Linked DNA regions of Homo sapiens: region 2 is linked to region 1. Evidence: read pairs that join two places in POLR2A ChIA-PET (ENCODE). Cell type or tissue: B cell. All regions are shown on one strand. Each heading gives the region's core, and the rest is flanking DNA. Links, peaks and the distances in the headings are about the cores only.

Region 1 (4,346 bases), core at 1,195-3,694:
ATGCCCTCCATCCTCTGGGAAGATTCACAGGCCGTTTACGGAAGGCCTGTGTATATAATATGAAAAAGCTGCTCTCAACTCCACCCCAACCTTTTAATAGAAAACATTTGTCACATCTAGCCCTTCTAGATGGAAAGAGGTTGCCGACGTATGATAGAGTTAGAAAGTCACACATCTTGTAAATTCTCATTTGTTTAAAAGAAATCATAGAAAATACATGTCTTCCGGAGTTGACTTTTGGAAACTGAGTTGTTAGACGGCCTCTAGAAGCGATACGTTCACGTTTGTTCAGTGGGTTAGATGACATGGAGCTCGAAGACCTGAGAAGGAAAAAAAGAAGGTTCTATGCTAGACTGGTCATATTTAGAAGACATTTTCATATTCTATCCATTGTTTTGTGTGCATTCGCTTCCTCACTACTATGTATGTAGTTGACAATGCTAAGCTTTTTTGAAATGTCTATTCTTTTTAGATATTCTGAAGTGTCTGATATATGTTAAAATTAGAGGTAGTAAAACCACATTTTGTAAATATCTTTTTGTTACAATTCATAGAAATGTTGTTTTTTGGGGGGAATGGCCAAATCACCTGTTGAGTAATACTCATTGTGTTTGTGCAGTAGTTCAGGGGAGGAGAGAGGAGGGGGAGGTGCAGAGAGCTCTATGCCATCCTGCTTACAGCGAGGCAAGATGAATCACTATGTCTGTGCATTTTGTTTTATCTATGTATATAATGTACATAAAGGACAAACGAGTCCTAATTTACAACATCTAGTCTTTCTGGATGTTAAAGAGGTTGCCAGTGTATAACAAAACTAGAGTTAGTAAACTAATATATTTTGTACATTTTGTTTTACAAGTCCTAGGAAAGACTGTCTTCTGAAAATTTGAGCATTCTTGCCCACTGGGTTGATGGAGATGGGAAGGGTTCTAGGCCAGAATGTTCACATTTGGAAGACTCTTTCAAATTATAACTGTTGTTACATGTTTGCAGTTTATTCGAGACTGCTGTGTACATACATAGTGGACAAATTAACTCCTTACTTGAAACATTTAGACTATCTAGATGTTTAGAAGTGCCCGATGTATATTAAATGTAGAGGTAGTAAAATACCAATTTGTAAATATCTTTTTGCTAAAATTCATAGGAAATACTTTTGGAAGTTGAATTGTGAAGCCACCTTTGTGAGCAGTATATTACTGTCTATACTTGCTCAATGGTTTAGAGGAGGTGGGAGGGAAGAAATTGCAAAAGATAATATGCTAGTGTGTTCATACTTGGACATTTTCAGACACCATTTTTCTGTATGTTTTGTGCATTTTGTTTTGCTCTGTATATAGTGTATATAATGGACAAATAGTCTTAATTTTTTAACATCTAGAGGTTGCCAGTGTATGACAAAGTAGTAAAATTAGCATATTTTGTATGCTTTGTGTTGAAATTCATAGGAAAACTTGTCTTCTGTAATTGACTTTTGCATAGGAATTTGTTCAGCCATCTCTAAGCATTACACATGCGTGTACTTGTCCACTGAATTGAAGGCAGAGAAGGAAGAGAAGAGGGAATGATTCAAGGCCAAAATGGTCACATTTAGAAGATACCTTAGATGATAACCATTGTTATGTGTGTGCAGTTTTATTTAACAGTGCCGTGTACATGGTGGACAGGCTATGAAATATCTAGTCTTTAGATATTTGGAAGTGCTTGATGTATTTTAAAGTAGTAGTAGTAGAATAACACTTTTTGTAAATAGCTTTTAAAAACTGATGGGAAATGCTGTTTGGAAGTGGATTTGTTGAACCACCTGGGAGGTGGGAGGGAAAAAATTGCAAAAGGTGTTTTGCCATTGTTTATTAGAAAATTTCAGCTTAATCCATTGCCTATATGTTACAAGCATTTCATTTAACTTTGCTATACTGTATATATTGTGTATATACTGGACAAATGAGTCCTGATTTTATAATATCTAGTCTGTAGCTATTAAAGAGGTTGCCAGTGTATGACAAAAGTAGTTAGTAAACTAACGCATTTTGTACACTTTGTTAAAATTCATAGAGAGGCTGTCTTCTGAAAAGGACTTTTTGGAAGTGAAATGATAACATCAGCTCGAAGTGACACATGTGCTTATATCCACCAGGTTGGTGGTGGAGAGGAGTTGGAAGGAATGAAGGGTTCTAGACCAGAATGTTCCTATTTAGAAGACACTTTCAGATATAACCATTGTTACATGTGTGTAGTTTATTCAACAGTGCTATGTATATAGTGGACACACTTAAGTCCTTATTTGAAATATCTAGTCTTTCTAGATGTTTAGAAGTGCACAAAGCATGTTAAAAGTAGAGGTAGTAAGTAACACATTTTGTAGTTATTTTGATATGAAATATTGTCTTGGAAATTGATCAATTCTCTGAGAAGTACACGTTATGATATTTGTGCTGGTTCAGGGGGAAGAAGGAGCACAAAGTTCAAAGGGCTTTCTACCAGTGTCCAGTGTGTTTATGATGAGGCACATTGACCATTGTCCCTTATGTCTGCATTTTCGTTTACTGTGCTGTGTATATAAGCAGACATAGGAGTCCTAATTTATATCTAGTCGATGTTAAAGAGGTTGCCAGTGTATGGCAAAAGTAGAGTTAGTAAACTAATACATTGAGTACACTTTGTGTTAAAATTCATAAGGAACACTTCTTAAAAACAGAAGTAAAATTGTTAAACGCCCCCCGCCCCCAAGCATTACAGATGGCTTATAGCTGTCAACGGGGTTGGTAGAGGTCAGAAAGGGAAGTGTTCTAGGCCAGAATGTTCCTATTTAGAAGACACTCAAATTATAGTCTATGTTATGTATATATGCCATTTATTCAATACTACTGTGTATATAATGGAAAACTTAAGTGCAGTTTGAAACATCTAGTCTTTCTAGGTGTTTAAAAGTGCACAATGGTCAGGTGCGGTGGCTCACTCCTGTAATCCTGGCACTTTGGGAGGCTGAGGTGGGCAGATCACGAAGTCAAGGGATCGAGACTATCTTGGCCAACATGGTGAAACCCCATCTCTACAAAAAATACAAAAATTAGCTGGTCGTGGTGGCACATGCCTGTAGTCCCAGCTACTCGGGAGGCTGAGGCAGGAGAATCGCTTGAGCCCGGGAGACAGAGGTTGCAGTAAGCCGAGACCACACCACTGCACTCCAGCATGGCGACAGAGCAAGACTCCATCTCAAAAAAAAAAAAAAAAAAAAATTCCACAACATAGGTTAAAAGTAGAGGGCTAAAGTAACACCCCTCTAAGCATTTGTTTTCAGTACTTCCTAGGAGTGGTTGCATTTGGGAATGGAATTGTTAAAACTTGATGCTTAGGAGCGTATGCTGACTATTCACTGCGTGGTGGGGTGGGGAGGAGGAGGAGGTATGCAGGGAGAAGGGTTCTGTGCCCCTGAGTTAGATTAGTTCAGATGGTCTAACCATTGTTCTATGTATGCATTTTATTGTGTTAATATTGTGTATTAAAGGATAAACAAGTCTTAATGCTCAAAGTATGTTAAAAATAGATGTAGTGAATCAGTCCCTTTGTGAATGTCCTATTGTTAGTTTTTAGGAAGGCCTGTCTTCTGGGAGTGACCTTTATTAGTCCACTTCTTGGAGCTAGACGTCCTATACTTAGTCACTGGGGATGGTGAAAGAGGGAGAAGAGGAAGGGCGAAGGGAAGGGCTCTTTGCTAGTATCTCCATTTCTAGAAGATGGTTTTAGATGATAACCACAGGTCTATATGAGCATTTTTAGTAAAGTGCCTGTGTTTATTGTGGACAGAGTTTATTATTTTGCAACATCTAACCTTTATGAATATCTGAGGTGACAATGTGTGATAAAAACTAGAGCTAGTGGGCCAGGCGCGGTGGCTCATGCCTGTAATCCCAACATTTTGGGAGGCTGAGGCAGGCAGATCACAAGGTCAAGAGATCGAGACCATCCTGGTCAACATGGTGAAACCCCATCTCTACTAAAAATACAAAAATTAGCTGGGCGTGGTGGCGCGTGCCTGTAGTCCCAGCTTCTCAGGAGGCTGAGGCAGGAGAATCACTTGAACCTGGGAGGCGGAGGTTGCAGTGAGCCAATATTGCGCCACTGCACTCCAGCCTGGGCAACACAGCAAGACTCCATCTCAAAAAAAAAAAAACTAGAGCTAGTGAATTAGCCAATTTGTAAATACCTTTTTATAAGTGATAGAAAAGATGCATCTTGGACATGGAATTGTTAAACCGCCTCTGAGCAGTATATGTCAGGACTTGTTCATTAGGTTGGCAGCAGAGGGGCAGAAGGAAGTATACAGGGAGAGATGTATGCAGATG
Region 2 (4,899 bases), core at 1,122-3,621, 66 kb after region 1:
GAGCCACCGCGCCCGGCCTGATTTTGGTTTTTATACTTTTGTCTTTTCTCTAACTGTATAAATGAAATAATTTGGGACCAGGCACCGTGGCTCATGCCTGTAATCCCAGCACTTGGGGAGGCCGGGGCGGGTGGATCACTTGAGGTCAGGAGTTGGAGACCAGCCTGGGGAACAAGGCGAAAACCCGCCTCTACAAAAATTAGCGGGGCGTGGTGGCACGTGCCTGTAGCCTCAGCTACTCGGGAGGCTGAGGTTGGAGGATAACTTGAACCCGGGAGGCGGAGGTTGCTATGAGCCGAGATCCCACCACTGCACTCTTTAGAGCCTGGGTGACAGAGTTGAGACCCTGTCTAAATAATAATAATAATAAATTGAATGTATCCCTTTGTAATTCCCTGTTGTTGTTGTTGTTGTTGTTGTTGTTGTTGAGACAAGAGTTTTGCTCTGTCACCCAGGCTAGAGTGCAGTGGCGCGATCTTGGCTCACTGCAGTCTCTGCCTCCCGGGTTCAAGCGATCCTCCTGCCTCAGCCTCCCAAGTAGCTAGGGTTACAGGCTCCCGCTACCGCGTCCGGTTAATTTTTGTATTTTTAATAAAGACGGTGTTTCACCATGTTGGCCAGGCTGGTATCGAATTCCCGATCTCAGGTGATCCGCTCTCCTTAGCCTTCCGAAGTATTGGGATTACAGGCGTGAGCCACACCGCCCAGTCAATGATTGACTTTCTTTATATAACATAATGCTTTAAGATTTATCAATGTGGTGGCCTTTTTGGAGGCCGAGGCAGGCGGATCACCCGAGGTCAGGAGTTGGAGGCCGGCCTGCCCAACGTGGCGAAACCCCCTCTCTACTAAAAATACAAAAAATTAGCCGGGCGTGGTGGCGGGCACCTGTAATCCCAGCTACTCGGGAGGCTGAGGCAGGAGAATCGCTTGAACCCGGGAGGCAGAGGTTGCAGTGAGCCGAGATTGCGCCACTACACTCCAGCCTGGGTGATAAGAGCGAAATTCTGTCTTAAAAAAAAAAATTATCAATGTGGCATATATTAGTAGTTAATTCCTTTTATTGCTGAGCAGTATTCCATTATGTGGATTTACTACAACTTATCCATTCACCAGCTGATAGATACTTGGATGTTTCTAGTTTTTGGCAGTTATGCATAAAGCTACTATAAATATTCATGTAGTGTTATGGCAAATATATGTATAACTTCATTTTTAAAAACTGACAGTGTTTTTCAAGGTGGACCAGTTTGTATTCCCACCAGCAATATATAAGAATTTCAGTTATTTCACATCATCATCGGCGCTCGGCACTGTTAATTTCTCACCTTTTTTTTTTTTAACTTCAGCTATTCTCTTAGGTGTGTAAAGTATCTCATTGTGGCTTTAATTTGCATCTGCCTAATGAATAGTGATGTTACATATCTTATTATGCTTATTGGCCATCAGTACAGCTTCTTTTGTAAAATATCTGTCCAAATCATTTGTCCATTTAAAAAAGGGTATTGTCTGGTCTTATTATTGAGTTGCAAGAGTATGTTATTGTTCTGGTTATAAGTCCTGCATCAGGGAAGTGTTTTCCAAGTATCTTTTTCTAAACTGTGACTTTTTTTTTTTTTTTTTTTTTGGTAGAGAGGGGATTTCGCTGTGTTACCCAGGCTGATCTTGAACTCCTGGACTCAAGCAATCTGCCGGCCTCAGCCTTCCAAAGTGCTGGGATTACAGGCTTGAGCTACCATGCCTGGCCTGACTTGTCTTTTCTTAACAGTATCTTTTGAAGCGCAGATTTTTTGTTAAACTTTGATGAAATTCAACTTATTTTTTCCTTTATGGTTTATGCTTTTGTGTCCCATTTAAAATCTTTTTGCTTAACCTAAAGTCACAAAGAGTTCCTTCTACGTTTTCTTCTAGAGGTTTTGTTGTTCTAGTCCTTGCATTTAAGTCTTTGATTAATTTTGAATTAATGTTTGTACATTGTGTGATATAAGGGTCTAAGTTCACTTATTAGCACATGGATATTCAGGTTTTTTAGCATCATTTTGCAAAGATTATCGTTTTCCTGTAGAATTACCTTGGCACCTCTGTCAAAAATCAATTAATCATAATCATGTAAGTTTATCTCTAGACTCTATGTAGCTTTGTTGTAAGTCTTGAAATCAGGTAGTGTTCTTCCAACTTTGTTCTTCAAAATTAGTTTGGATATTTTGCATCTTTTGACTGTCTGTATACATTTTATACATTTTATATTTGGCTTGCCAATTTCTAAAAAAAATCATTGAGATTTTGATAGTCATGGCATTAAATGTATCAGTCAATTTGAAAGATGTGGAATTGATATCTGAAAATTGTTTAAATTTTCTGTTCTGGAAACAATGCATTGCTTTCATTGCATCTTGGTAAATTTATCTCTAAATGTTTCATATTTTTTATACTATTTCAAATGGTATTTTGTATTTCAATTTCTAACTATTTATTGTTAACAAATACAATCTATTAATAAATAGAATTACAATTTATTATATTTGTGTCCTGCAGTTTTGGTAAGCTTACTCATTAGTTGTAGTAGCTTTGTAGAAGTTTCCTCAGTATTTTCTCGTAGACAATAATGTTACATGCAAATAAAGATAGTCTCACTTTTTCCTTTTAATCTGTATTTTTTTCTTTCTCTTGTGTTATTGCACTGGCTAGAATCTCTAGGATAATGCTGAATAGAAGTTGTGAGAGTGGACATCCTTGCTCTGGACCTGATGTTAGGGCCAAAACATTTGAGTTTTTCATCACTAAATATATTAGCTGTTGAATTCTTAAATATGTCTTTTATACTTTGCAGAAATTCTAACAAATGTATCTGAATTTTGTCAATTGCTTTTTTCTACACCTACTGGAATAATCATATGGCTTTTCCTGTTTAGTCTGATAATAAAGTAATTACACTGATTACATTGATTTCAAAATTAAATTCTAAGCTACACTTTTCTTTTCTTCTTTAATTCTTTGAAAGTTACTCTTCCCATTTTTTAGATTAAGGTACAATTCACATACAGTAATGTCATCAGTTTTAATGTACATTCTCCTTAGTGTAGCAAATTTTGTCAAATATAGACAGTCGTGTTATCACCATTACAATCAAGATATGGAATAATAATATCACTCTACCCCCAAATTTCTGCATGTTTCTTCTTCTTTTCCTCCTCCTTCTTCTTCTTCTCCTTCTCCTTCTTCTTCTTCTTTTTTTTTTTTTTTTAATAGACAGGGTCATGCTCTGTTACCCAGGCTGGAGTGCAGTTCTTCCATCATAGCTTACTGCAGGCTGGAACTCCTGGGCTCAAGCCATTACAGGCATGACACCAGGCCTAGCCTCCCAGGAGGAAAGAAGAAAGAAGTTGTTTCTTCTTCTTCTTTCTTCCTTCTTTCTTTCTCCTCCTCTTCCTCCTCCTCCTCTCCTTCTCCTTCTTCTTCCTCTTCTTCTTTTTCTATTTTGTTCTTACTGAATCACTATGTTTCTTTTATACTTAATTTCTCCCCTATCTTCTACCCCAGTAGCAACTAAGGATATTTTCTGTCCCTATAGCTTTGCCCTTGCAAGAATTTCATAGGAATAATATAGTATGTAGCATTTTGTATCTGGCTTTGTAAATTCAGCATAATGCAGATGAGTTTCATCCCTGTTGTTACGTTTACCAATAGTTTGTTCCTTTTTATTCCATAGGAATATTATAGTGGTCTGTAAGCTTCAAGAGAAGTTAAAACCATCTAGGTAGGACTCAATTCGCAAGTTGAAAAGGTGCTAAAACAATAGAGAAGCTACAGGGTGAGATTGTAATCAAGTGATGATGATACATTTCCAAGAATTATTTCAGATAGTTAGATTTAGCCATAAACCCATTTTGAACTTGTGTCTGCAACAAGAGGGAATAAATAGAATGGCCGTTCTGACACCAGATTCTGTAAGAAGAGGAAGAAGGAAGTCTTCCCTCAAAGTGATACAGAAATCTAGTGCGGAAAGGTACTAATTACTTGTTCTTGTATTCCCAGGAGGCAAATATTGGGGATTATCAGGGGAAAGAGCATTTCAGGCAAATGAAATTCCAACTTTAACAGCCCTGAGGTGTGATTCTTATGCTAAGATTAGTTTATAGGTAAAGAAAATAATTGATGAGATTAGCTATTGGAGTTCTTCCTGATCAAAATCAACTCTATAGTACCGTGTCACTGAGAGTCAGGAGGCTCTGGGAGCTCCTGAGCATAGCAGTAACTGATGAGAAACATACTGAGCATTTTTTTCTGTATGTTTGCTGCCCCCTGTGAAAATTAGTGAAGCTTTTATTCGAGAAAGCATGTGAACTGAGATCCTGGGGTTTGGTGGTGAAATGGCAGGGTTGGTCAACTGCTTTCACATCTGGTGTCCAAGGCTCAGTTAGTACACTTCATATGGGCAGAGACCATCTCATAAGAATCTGCTCATTTCTCTTCTCTGGCTTCTCGTATTTTCCCCGACTAGGTTACATTATTGGAAAGGAATTTACCAGACCATATATTCTTAGTTTCTCATGGCAATGAATTGAATAACTGAATTAAATATTAGTTATGTTGCTGCAGATATTTCTCATGGGAAACGCTGGAGAGGATCTTTTGAAAAAAAAAACCGTATTTTTGTCAAGATTACAATTATGGAGAACTTTAACTGTAATAAGTGATGATCTTTTATAAATAAATTCACCAACACTCCTTTCCATAAATTTCACAATTTATAATTTCCATATACTTCTAATAATTTTATAAAAAAGAAAAGTCTCTCCAGATGCCTTCCCGTTCTTCCCATTGGTGTTCATTTCTGTTTTAGGCACGAGGAAGCTGAATACCATGATAGGTACTTATTAGCAAAGCATGACAGCATAC

The links. Peaks named below come from ENCODE experiments on the same cell type or tissue, not always from the same donor. Only the 100,000 strongest peaks of a DNase experiment are listed, where the experiment ranks them.
Region 2: POLR2A ChIA-PET joins it to region 1 with 6 read pairs; 13 of 35 experiments call an interaction of 5 or more read pairs at or near these places.

What each region holds. Positions count from the first base shown.
Region 1 is chr6:26,522,419-26,526,764 of GRCh38, forward strand. HCG11 (HLA complex group 11) reads left to right here. Exons shown (of 1, transcript NR_026790.1): 1 at 1-4,346. LOC107986583 (a long non-coding RNA gene) reads right to left here. Exons shown (of 4, transcript XR_001744057.3): 1 at 1-4,346. Among named protein-coding and RNA genes, the nearest start is that of HCG11, 2.9 kb to the left of the region's middle. In B cell, for the core only: no CTCF peak of the experiment used is centred there; no DNase peak of the experiment used is centred there; H3K27ac peaks cover 132 bases.
Region 2 is chr6:26,588,521-26,593,419 of GRCh38, forward strand. No RefSeq gene overlaps it. Among named protein-coding and RNA genes, the nearest start is that of TRY-GTA6-1, 3.9 kb to the right of the region's middle. RefSeq lists a cis regulatory region at 4,292-4,396. In B cell, for the core only: no CTCF peak of the experiment used is centred there; no DNase peak of the experiment used is centred there.